Regions from separate parts of the Homo sapiens genome. Here region 2 is linked to region 1. A link is a contact called in ENCODE Hi-C data. All regions are on one chromosome and are shown on one strand. The core of a region is the stretch at or near the end of the contact, and the rest is flanking DNA. Distances in the headings are between cores, read along the strand shown. Region 1 holds the start of CCDC91 (coiled-coil domain containing 91). Region 2 holds the start of BHLHE41 (basic helix-loop-helix family member e41).

Evidence for each region. A loop is a pair of places that touch in the nucleus more often than their neighbours do. Pooled maps may share reads with other maps.
Region 2: a pooled map shows a loop between it and region 1 (1.9-fold over the local background). The contact joins the promoter of BHLHE41 here to the promoter of CCDC91 in region 1. A Hi-C loop is called at or near these places in 2 of 168 maps with a recorded cell type or tissue (ascending aorta and naive thymus-derived CD4-positive, alpha-beta T cell) and 11 of 50 pooled maps.

What each region holds. Positions count from the first base shown.
Region 1 is chr12:28,187,093-28,193,130 of GRCh38, reverse strand. It overlaps CCDC91 (coiled-coil domain containing 91), which reads right to left and starts at 2,675. Exons shown (of 13, transcript NM_018318.5): 1 at 2,490-2,675. It overlaps LOC729291 (a long non-coding RNA gene), which reads left to right and starts at 2,393. Exons shown (of 1, transcript NR_148936.1): 1 at 2,393-6,038. RefSeq lists silencers at 1,221-1,515, 2,199-2,628, 2,659-2,708.
Region 2 is chr12:26,122,202-26,128,239 of GRCh38, reverse strand. It overlaps BHLHE41 (basic helix-loop-helix family member e41), which reads left to right and starts at 3,203. Exons shown (of 5, transcript NM_030762.3): 1 at 3,203-3,522; 2 at 3,658-3,721; 3 at 4,061-4,168; 4 at 4,499-4,610; 5 at 5,072-6,038. The coding sequence starts at 3,461. It also overlaps a transcript of SSPN not described here. RefSeq lists a silencer at 1,622-1,791.

The sequences.
Region 1 (6,038 bases), core at 1,426-3,925:
AACATACTATGATATATTCACACAATGAAATACTACTCAGCTGTAAAAAACAACCAAGCATCAACAAACATGCATCAACATGGATGAATCAAAGCATTAAGTGAAAGAAACCTGAAACATAAGGCTACATACTGTATGATTCCATTTACATAACATACCAGAAAAGACAAAGCTATAGACAGGGACAGAGAACAGATCAGTGGTTGCTAGGACCTATGAGTGAGGGGAGGAAACTTTAGAATGATGGGAATATTATTTGTCTGGATTGTGGCAGTGGTTCCATTATATGCATTTGTCAGACTTTATACAGCAATATAATAAAAATTACTTTTTTACTTATAAATCATACCTCAATAAAACTTGATTTTTTTTAAAAAAAGCAACATATGCCCTTTTTAAAAATATGCATCAGTTTAAATGAGCTAAACCAAACTTACTGGGTATGGGAATAGGGCAGGGAGGAACAGTAAGGAGACCAAAAATCCTTAAAATACTGGAAATCTAAAATATTAATTTATCGTTAGTAAATAAGAAACAGATATACATAAACACCAAGAGTTAATCCAAAGAGAGATGCCTTTTTCAATTAAGTTCTCATTGTTTGGACAGAAAATAAGAAAATTTGATAAACTTTCAAGGAAGATTAAAAATCACAAGGAACAGGTTGACAAAGGAGTGCTGTAATTATGACCTACAGTTTGGGAACAACTTATCTAAAACATTCCCCTTCCATTTTACTTAATGGAACCAGTCTTATCCACCCATCCACTCTACTCCACTCCCACTCCGTCTTCTACTATCTTCATTCATAACAATCATATGTAATGCATACATCTGACACATATAGATAAGAGTACAACATAAAATGCCTATTACACCAAATTCCTGTTTGTCCATTTAAGCTCCAGACAAGCTCATTTTTAAACGTCTTTTTTCTCTATTTTAATGCCACCCAAAACCAAAGTGATGTCCCTCTGGAATGATTTTCTGCAGTTTCTTTTGTGTGTTATTAAGTACTAAGATGATCAAAATAAACAAAAATGTCTCAGAAGTTTTGAGTGGATCACTCCAATAAGAAGCTACATTTTTCCATTTAATAAAAGTTAAGAGGTAAGTTGTAACTTTCATCACTTTGTTTTCTTTATGTTTATTCCATTGGGCTTATACTGTTGCTAGGAAACCAGTTCATAAGATTTCCCAGCCCACAGAACACCCTCCTAGGCAGCCTGGAGGATACCAAACTTCGTAACCAGGGCAATTCTCTACCACACAGTTTACTGGTTAGCCAACACCATGCAGGTGCACTCTGCCTGGCATGACCCTTACTACATTTACCTAATAGGTACAGACAGTATAACCAATCCCCTCAACGCAATAGAAATTGTAGCAGAGGGCAATCAGGTGATCATTAAGTGTAGAACTCTCCGACAGCAGGGAACACAACAGCGAATTTGTTGTCAGTCCCTGTCACCCCACCCAACTAAATATTGTGGGGGGGGGAAGGGTTGCCTTAAATTGTGAAGTAAAATGTCAGCCCACTCCAATAACTCCACCACGCAACATGCAAACTGCTTCCAAAAACCATCATCCAACTCCCACCCGGATTAATATTTGGAGAGAAAGGTGGCATCAGTATCCGCACAGCTGAGAGGGGAGGGAAGGAAAGAGTCAGAATTCATAAGGGGCCGCTGAGTCACCTAAAATTGTGGCCAAGACTTTACCCTCCAGGAAATCGAGCTCTGCCCCAACTCTCATCAAGGAAGCAAGTGAGAGTAGCAGCAGCAACATCATCCTACCAAAAAAACACCAGCGCAGCTTTTAATAGAGTTCCACTCCTTAAAGTGAAGCCAAAAATAGGTTTCATGTCCAAAGCTTTCCTCCGCAGTAGGCGACACGCGCAGATGGAGAAAATATCTTTATTGTTGGGAAAGGGAGGCGTGCTAACGGGGACGAAGGATACCTCACCACTTGGCAAAGTTACTGGCTCCTGCCTTGACCCTGAAATGCCACTTTTATTGCAACATGTGGCCCAAGAAACTCTAAGGAAATGTGGCTGGCAGACGCTGTAGAGCTTTTACCCCAATGTACTTGGCAAAGTAAAAGGGGATACATAAACCAGGCGCGTTCTGTGTAATCTAAGCAAGAATCAAGGTCTCCGTTCGGTAGGCGCTTCGGTGACACAATAATCACGTGTTCGTGGGCGTAGACTTTCGAAAACACTCGATTCTGGGACGTGCAGATACCGGTACCCACCGGCGAGCGCAGGAACGAGTGGGCACTCCCACCCCCGGGAGCTGGCTCCGTTCCCGCAGGAGGTTGGTCACGCCCCCTGACTCCTGGTCGCTGCGACAGCCAAGGGCGAGGCCGCAGCAGGCGGGCTGCAGGCGGCGGAAGCTCGTCCGCGCTCCTCCCCCGGTGGGGCGCTCTCCGCTCGCCTCGCGCGGCCCCGACCCCAAGACCCAGGCCCCGGAAGGCGAGCGTTCACTTACCTGCTCCCCTCTCTCGCTCTCCGCTGCCGCCGCTGCGCCGCTCACCCACGCTGCCCGGTGAGCCACCCCCAGCACACAGACCCCTACGCGTACACCCGAGGCACGGCCCCAGGCCCTTGAGGGGAGACCGCGGCCCAGCCACACAGGTTGGGGTAGCCCACGCACCACCCGGCTTCGAACACCTCTGCCCCCGGAAGTTGATTTCCGCCAAGGCCCGCCCAACACAGCGCCCGTCACTCAACGTAAACACGCGCGTCACGTGGCCCCAGGCCGAGGCCCGGGTCGGGGCCCCATGTTCAGAGCCCTGCCACCCCAGCTTGAGCGTGGTCTTTGGAGCGTTGCCCTGTGAAAAGGGGTGACTTTGCCATGCTCCTTCCCAGTCTACCTCCTGTTAGTTACAGTTTCTCATTCCTCTTGAGTAGCAGGCCCTGTTTCTCCACCTAATCCCTGCAAGTAAACCGTCCCCCAAATCAAAATGAGTTCCATCTGGAACTTTGTAGGATTGGTCCTAAGAAGATCCCGCCGAATCTCTTCACCACTTCCTAGCAGAGCACAGTAAAACCGGGGACTAAGCAAAGTGGCTGACATGTAGTAAGTGCTCAAGAAATGGATGTTGACTAGATGCTACCTCTCATCTTTGCCTGTCTGAACTCTCAAGCACCGGATGCAAGTAGACTGAGAGCCTCCGCCAACCAGTAAGATGACTTTGGTCAAAGAATTCTGCTCTAGAGTTACTTTTGTTCTTGTCTTCAACTCCAGATCACAGCAATTCATACGTGCCATCTCTGTTGCAGAGTTTTCTTGCAAAGCCTTTCTTAAAAGCTTTCTGTCAAATAGCTTGTCCTGAAGCAATAGGAAAAGAATAGCGTAATTCACAGATTATTTATTTGAAAGGAAGGAATGATTATATAGATGTCTTTGTCCATTTCAGACTGTCAATAGCGATGAGAGAAACAGTCAACTAGCAGTCCACTCGTGAATGTTTCTTCTGTTTTTGCCATGGAAGGATTTTGAAGAACATTCATTCAACAAATTTTTATTGATTGTATACCACATACCTAGTCCTGGGCCAAGTTTTGACAATTCAAGAGTGAGCAAGGTAACACTCAAGATATTTGTCTTCAAGAAGCTTACAGTCTAGTGAGAAAGAAAGACACTAACCTGGGGACTTTGAGCATAAATCTCTGGAATATTCACATTCCTTGTATAACAAGTATTCTTTCATCCTTGGACACTGGGTTTCTCATCTGTTGAACAAAATTGGCTTAAACCTGTAATCTCTGTTCTGTACTGGAAGTGGAAAATATTAGCAAGGCATCCTGACAAGTCTGCCATAAGTGCTGGCCTAAGTAGTTAATGAGCAGTTTCAGTATTGAGCAAGTCACCTTGACTACATTCTTTTTCCAGCCCACCCCCTTCTTTATGCATACAAAAAACATTTCTATTGTAAGAAATGTAATGCTTTCTTACACATATTTTTTTATCTGTCTACTAGACTACCAAGTCAAGGACCACTTCTCACTTGTATATCCAGCAATCTACTCACTTCTCATTTGTCTTTGTGTATCCAGCAGTCTAGCAAAGTGTCTAGTAGTTAGAAAAAAGGTATTCATAAATATTTCTTAAACTTAGTAAGGTTACCTTTATATTATTTTGTCTCTCATATCTCTTTCTGCTGGAAACCAGATTAGTTTCTGGGAGTTCCTTCCCATTGATGTACTTACATGTTCACTCTGTCCCGATATTCAATACTAAACTGTATTCCATACTAAACAGATTTATAATAAGTAACTAATATTTATTATTAATATTTGCTATGTGCCTGGCATTAGATTAAATATTTTAAATCCCATATATAACTTACCACAATAATTTTACAAAGTAGGTATATTAATATATTTACACTTTAGATGAGGTTACAGATTTAGGAAGTGTAAATTGACCAAGTGGATTTAAAGCCAGATCTGCCCAACAGAAGGGCTTGTTTATTCACTATAGCACATCACTTTGCTTTTTATATCACTTATTTATCAGTGAATTCAAATCCTACCAACTCCATGAAATCTTTCTTCCTTCCCCACAGTAATCTTTTTCTTTATAAACAATTCAGTGATTTTAGTATATTCACAGAGTTATGCATGCTTTACCACATTCGATTTTAGAGTATTTTCACAGCCCCAAAAAGAAACCCCATACCCTTTGGCCCCAACTTCTCCCTCCTCTCCCCAGCCCTAGGCAACCAGTAATCCACTTTCCGTCTGTATGCATTTGTCTATCTTGAACATTTCATATAAATGGAATCATGCAATGTGTGGTCTTTTGTGACTGGCTTCTTTCACTTAACATGTTTTCAAAGTCCCTTCATCGGTTGGGTTGTTTCAGCTTTTTGAATATTATGAATAATGCTCCTGTTGACATTCATGTACAAGTTTTCGTGTCAACATATGTTCTCATTTCTCTTGGATATATACCTAAGAGTGGAATTGCGGGGTCATATGGTAACTCTATGTTTAACCCCTTGTGGAACTACCACACTGTTTTCCAAAGTGGCTGTACCATTTTACTTTCTCACCAGCAATGTATGAGGGCTCTAATTTCTCTATTGTGCCTTTTCTTGTCTCTCTAGAACATGTGCCTCTCTTACTTTTCAGAATACTTTTTCCATGAGCCATCTTCAATTATTATTCTTTGTTGTACATGTATCTGCAAGCCCATTTTCCTAATAGTTTGTGACCTTCTGAGATGAAAAACATGGTGCCTGCCCTTAAGAGAATCACATCTAGAAAAATATACAATCAAATCAGATATTACAGTGATAATAAACACTGAAATAAAGGTTATTGCTAAAAGGTGGAGAAAGAACACCTCACTCAGCCTAGGTTAAACAGGAAGTACTTCTCATAGAATGTATCAAAGCTCAGGATTAGTCCTGAAGAATCTATTGGAATTGACCAAGCTAAGGAAAGACATGAGTATGCTCCAGAAAAAGGAACATATACCTTTGTATATATTTCCTTGTCTATGAACTGTGGAGGTAAGTATATTTTGCAGGTAAGCATACCATAGAAGCAAACATTGTGGTATGCAGGTATGCAGCAGGAGAAATGGGAAATGTAGATGTAAGATGATGAAGAGTTTTGTAAACTGTGTTAAGGAGTTTGAACTGTATCCTGAAGGTAATGGGAAATTGCTGAATTAGTTAAGCAAGGTTGGAGAAGAATTACTTCAGCAGCAGTATAGAGGAAGGATTATTGGGTAGGAGAGACGGGGCCAAGACTAGAAAAACAAACAAACCAGATAGAAGACATAAAATAACTAAAATGAGGAATTAATGACTGCCTGAGCCGAGATGGTACCCATGAAATTGGCAGAAAGGATTTTAAAGGCACATGGCCAACAAAAAAGGAGGAAAGAAGCCAGTCACGGTGGCTTATACGTGTAACCCCAGCAATGTGGGAGGCTGAGGTAGGAGGATCACTGGAGCCTGGGAGGTGGAGGCTGCAGTGAGCTGTGATTGTGCCACTGCATTCCAGCTGGATGACAGAGCAA
Region 2 (6,038 bases), core at 1,954-4,453, 2.1 Mb after region 1:
ACACACACACACAAATGTGCACACTTATACTGGTAAATAGAAAAACATCCCTGAAGCAGCTAGTTAACACTTATACCTTACCACTCACTATTCACATTGAGGTGTAAGAGTCGTCCAGGGTCCAGACTCTCGAACCCACTGTCTGGGCTTAAATCCTGGCTCTGGGACCTTGGAAATATTTTGCAATCTCACTTTGTAAGCATTTTCTCATCTGTAGAATGGAAACAATAATAGTATCTACCTTAGAGGGTTGTGGAAATGATTAATGACTTAATACATAAAAAGCTCTTTGAATGCAGTCTGGTACTCTAATCTTAAAGGCTATATAGTTGTTAGCTATTGTTACACCCTTCTTGCGCAAAGGGATATTCAGAGGCATCAAACTATGCCCAATATTCCAGAAGCCAAGAGTTTGAGAAAGAACAGGAATGGGATTCAAGTTTAAGGGAAGTGGGTAACCAAGAAGAGTCACCAGGGTGAAAGATCAAAGAAAAAAAAGGGCAAAAAGCAAACAGGAGATTGACAGAACTACAGAGAAATGGCAAAAGCTGGCATTTAACAGGGAAAAGGTAGACAGAGAACATAAGGGAAAGGAAGATAAAGAAGAAATGAAAAAGGGAAACATGAGTTAAAAGGTGAATATGTAAAGGAAAGACAGAAAAGAAGAGGAAAAGGGGATCAAGAACAACAAAGGAGATAAAAATTGGGAAAAGACCCCATTTGCAGTTTGAGTAGGTATCACGGGAAAAGGGTACGGAAGTGGGGAAGCTTGGGGCAGAAAGGATGGGGGGAGAGAGGAGCCTCAAAGAGATAACAGAAAAAAGCTTCATGTGTCATTTGCAGCTTTTTGTCCCTTTAAATTATGGGGTGCTGCAAGCTTATTTAACCCACCTTTGAGCCTCAAGGCTCCTGATCGTGTTCCTCCTATTTCAACTTGCATTTAATCTCTGCCCCAGACTTAGCTTCTAAGGTTTGCCCTGGTCAGATGTCTGCCTTGTGTTTTTAGCCCGACGAGGCCAAAATGCAATGATCTTGTCTTTATTTCATTTTCCCTAACCAGTCATCCTTTTCAAGTGAAATTTAGCTCTGGAGCAAATATTTACATCCCCTTTCTACTCCAAACATTCAGAAATCTAGAAGGGGACCTGGTGTTTTAATTTTTAAATTATTCACCTAACGGCATTCCCATTTTTAGTCAATTAAAAAGAGGTAAAAATGATACAGTACTGCAGGAATAGGTCGCTTTTAGGGCTCCAACGTGCCCTCCCCATCGAAGGGTCTTAATTACCTAACCTTTTGGAAATAGGAGAGAGGTCGGACCGAGATTTAAAATAAAGTCAGCATTTTAAAAATACTTTTTAAATTAAGAACCATCGTGATTAAATTGCCTGTTTGGTGCAAAATACGTTCCTCTATTTGAGGAAGTCGAGAGACCTTAAAAGGCCCTCTAAACAGATGAACTGAACGGACCGCGAGCGTCTCCTCACGCCGGGGTGATCCTGGGCCGCCGCCGCCGCCCGAGTCACGAAGCCAGACGCAGTGCGCGTCTCCGCCCAGGACTCCGGAGACTGCAGCAGCGCGAGCGGCCGCCGCGGCCCGGGCTGCTCCTGGAGTCGGGGAGGAGACGCGACTCCCGCAGACACGTGACCTCCTCCCAGCCGCCGCTTCCCGCGACCCAGATCCGTCCCCGGAACCCGTGCCCGGCGGGGCGGGCCGGGGGACACGTAGCGGGCGCCCCAGTCCCTGCTGCGCCCTGGTGCATGTACCTTTGGCGTTCTTCTCCCCTCGGTTCACTTATCACCGGCAATAATCAACGTTTCAGAGATCACCCCGGGGAGAATGTAAATATCCCTCTCTGTGCAGGAAAAACCTTGGTTTTTTTCTCTATGTCTTTATGTATATCTAGAGAAATATATATATAGCCTCCATCCCACCCCTGGGAGTCCCTCAGGACATGCCTTCCCCTGGGCTGGCAGGGCGGCGTGGGCAGTGCGCATCCCCGGGCACCTCCCGGTAACTCTCACTAGCAGTGAGTCATGCTCCCAGGGTGGCTCTGGGGAAAGGTAACCCGGCTCTTGCTGGCCTGTGATTCCCGGCGCCGAGCGCCGCGGCTGCAGGGCGAGCGCGCGCGCGCACGGGTTCCCCGAGCAGTGATGTGGCAGCAGCGGCAGGTCGGATCACGTTGCTGGCCCTGTGCTGGTACCCGTTTGAGACCGGATTAAGGAGGGAGGCTTTGGAGGTGCCAGCGGTAGTAAACGTGGGCTCTGCACACTCCGGGCGTCTCTTATCGCGCGGGGGGGCGGGGGGATGGGGAAAGCACGTAGCGTCACCGGAGGCTCAGAACGCGGCAGAGTTGAGCGGGCGGGTGATAAATGCTGCATAGCTTTTCTGTGGTAGCCCCTCTCGTGCCACCCCCTCTCGTGCCACCCCCTTCTCCCTTCCCAGCCCCCACTCAACCCCGGCTCGCTCCCCGCCGCGTTCCTCCAGGAGCACACGCGGCCCCAAACGTCGTCATCTGCTGCTGTGATTAGTGGCACCGCAATTCCGGCTGCTGCGGGGAAGTTTAGTTGGCCCAGGGACGCCGTGTCACCGAAAGACACTTGGATTGCGACATTCGGACCCAGTGACAACGTTTTCATGTATCTTAAATCCTTCAAGGAGCGGATTGCAAGTTGCTTCTTCTCGAGGCAACCTCTCCACCCAGCGCCAAGGAGTCCCTCCAGGCCACTGATCAGTGAGCAAACAAGTCTCCAAAATTTCCTTTGGGACTCAAGTTTACCCACCGCGAATTCTCTTTTCACTTCCTTTCTATGGTTCAAACCAACAGCACAATCGGTGGAAAAGCAAAAAGCCACGTTCACATTCCTGCACCGTAACAACGGACGAACCCAGGGAGTCGCATTTTGGAGCCAAGGAAGCTCAGGCTGCCCCGCACCCCTGCACCCCCACTCCCCCCTCCTCCTGCCGACTGCATCGCCTTTGGGAAGATGAATAGCTTGGCCGAAGTTGTTTTTCCTTTCCGGTGGCCCTGATCAGGTGTCCCCGCCCCCTCCTGCCGTTCGCCTTCTCTCGCCGCCTTCTCCCGACGCCCCCGCCCGGCCCGGCCCCTCCTCCCCCGCCCCCCTCCGGGCTGGACCGCGGATGGTACGTTCCGCACGTGAGCTGGGTGCTGGTCTGGCCGGCGACGCGCGTGCCCTGTGGCCAAACACTGCCTGGAGTGAGAGCAAACTACCAGCGCAGTGGGGCCGGCGCGAGTGTGCGTGTGTGTGCGTGTGTGTGTGCGAGCGCGGTGGAGGGGGGGGACCAACTGCTTCACACTTTCAACACTGCACTGAAGAGGGAGAGCGAGAGAGAGACTGGAGACGCACAGATCCCCCCAAGGTCTCCCAAGCCTACCGTCCCACAGATTATTGTACAGAGCCCCAAAAATCGAAACAGAGGAAACGAACAGCAGTTGAACATGGACGAAGGAATTCCTCATTTGCAAGAGAGACAGTTACTGGAACATAGAGATTTTATAGGGTAAGGTGCACGCACCCTTGCGAATATCTGTCTAGGCTTTGGTTTGATTTTTTTCTTCTCCAGAAAGTGGTATGGAGCTGGCGAGGGCAGAGCCCCTCCCCGAATGGGTGCCTGATGCTGATTTCTGTTTTGCAGACTGGACTATTCCTCTTTGTATATGTGTAAACCCAAAAGGAGCATGAAACGAGACGACACCAAGGTAAGTGTAAGTTCCCGATATTCCTCATAACCTGCATGGGTAGTTAATTAGAGCCATTGATTTCACAGTGAAGCTCTGCCCGCAAATATATTCCAGCCCCTGAGCTTCCCCAACTGTGAATTTTAAGTGGCTTGCTGGGTACTCTCAGGGGGATATTAAACATCATACCTGAATTTAAATTGCATTGCAGAACAGTCCAGAGGAAAGAGGTTTCTTGGGTGTAGTTTATCACATAGTATGTTTTATGGTGGGGGGGCGGGGGGGGCAGACGAGGGTAATATCCAATAAGTGAATGTTTCGCTTACTGTTTTCTCTTTTCCATGACTCTCATATATTAAGGATACCTACAAATTACCGCACAGATTAATAGAAAAGAAAAGAAGAGACCGAATTAATGAATGCATTGCTCAGCTGAAAGATTTACTGCCTGAACATCTGAAATTGACAGTAAGATGCACATTTTCATTCTTTGCTGCTCTCCAAGGGCGTGTTAATAGTCTGGTGCGACTCCCAGAAAATATAAGAATAAATGTAAATATAAGTTCCTGACTTAAAACTTGTGCTATACCGTACAGAGTTTCCCGCAAACTGGAGTAGGTGCTCCCAGCTGAAGGCAAGAAATCATTTATAACCTGTCTTGTGGAAAGCTCAAGAAGTAAAAGAACAGTACTTCTTTCAAAGTGTTTGCTTAAATTGCTGTGCTGAATGGACAGCCAATTAAGCCAAATGTGTGTTTTTAAGTAACCAAGTGCCCGTTTCTTTTTTGCACCACTGCAGACTCTGGGACATCTGGAGAAAGCTGTAGTCTTGGAATTAACTTTGAAACACTTAAAAGCTTTAACCGCCTTAACCGAGCAACAGCATCAGAAGATAATTGCTTTACAGAATGGTAAGTCAGTTCAGGGAGGCCAGCCTACCCTGATGAAGCGGGGCAGCCCACAGGGGAGCAGTGTCAGGACTCCCTCACCCGCACCCCATCTCTTTCCGTGGGCTCATGGGTTCCCTCTCATTTGTTAAATTGCTTATACTTTCCCTTCATTGGAACGAGCCCATTTCCCGAAGCATCCTAGAGGCTTTCAGCAGAACTCGGAGGAATCAGGATTTAAAGTGGCGGTTGCACCCGCTCCACTTTGGTTTTCAGCTGGGAGGAGAGCGCCCTCTCCCCGCTCCGCACCTCCGCCACCCCGCTTCTCTCGTCAACTGGTGGATTATATCACTTGAATACTGGGGAAAAACCGAGATCACTTTAGTCGATGCAGGGCCCACGTGATAAGCAGATGTTTTAACGTGGGTATGTTTCTTCTTGCCTCCACTCCTCCGTCCCCCACCCCCATCCCTTCCTCATCCTAGGGGAGCGATCTCTGAAATCGCCCATTCAGTCCGACTTGGATGCGTTCCACTCGGGATTTCAAACATGCGCCAAAGAAGTCTTGCAATACCTCTCCCGGTTTGAGAGCTGGACACCCAGGGAGCCGCGGTGTGTCCAGCTGATCAACCACTTGCACGCCGTGGCCACCCAGTTCTTGCCCACCCCGCAGCTGTTGACTCAACAGGTCCCTCTGAGCAAAGGCACCGGCGCTCCCTCGGCCGCCGGGTCCGCGGCCGCCCCCTGCCTGGAGCGCGCGGGGCAGAAGCTGGAGCCCCTCGCCTACTGCGTGCCCGTCATCCAGCGGACTCAGCCCAGCGCCGAGCTCGCCGCCGAGAACGACACGGACACCGACAGCGGCTACGGCGGCGAAGCCGAGGCCCGGCCGGACCGCGAGAAAGGCAAAGGCGCGGGGGCGAGCCGCGTCACCATCAAGCAGGAGCCTCCCGGGGAGGACTCGCCGGCGCCCAAGAGGATGAAGCTGGATTCCCGCGGCGGCGGCAGCGGCGGCGGCCCGGGGGGCGGCGCGGCGGCGGCGGCAGCCGCGCTTCTGGGGCCCGACCCTGCCGCCGCGGCCGCGCTGCTGAGACCCGACGCCGCCCTGCTCAGCTCGCTGGTGGCGTTCGGCGGAGGCGGAGGCGCGCCCTTCCCGCAGCCCGCGGCCGCCGCGGCCCCCTTCTGCCTGCCCTTCTGCTTCCTCTCGCCTTCTGCAGCTGCCGCCTACGTGCAGCCCTTCCTGGACAAGAGCGGCCTGGAGAAGTATCTGTACCCGGCGGCGGCTGCCGCCCCGTTCCCGCTGCTATACCCCGGCATCCCCGCCCCGGCGGCAGCCGCGGCAGCCGCCGCCGCCGCTGCCGCCGCCGCCGCCGCGTTCCCCTGCCTGTCCTCGGTGTTGTCGCCCCCTCCCGAGAAGGCGGGCGCCGCCGCCGCGACCCTCCTGCCGCACGAGGT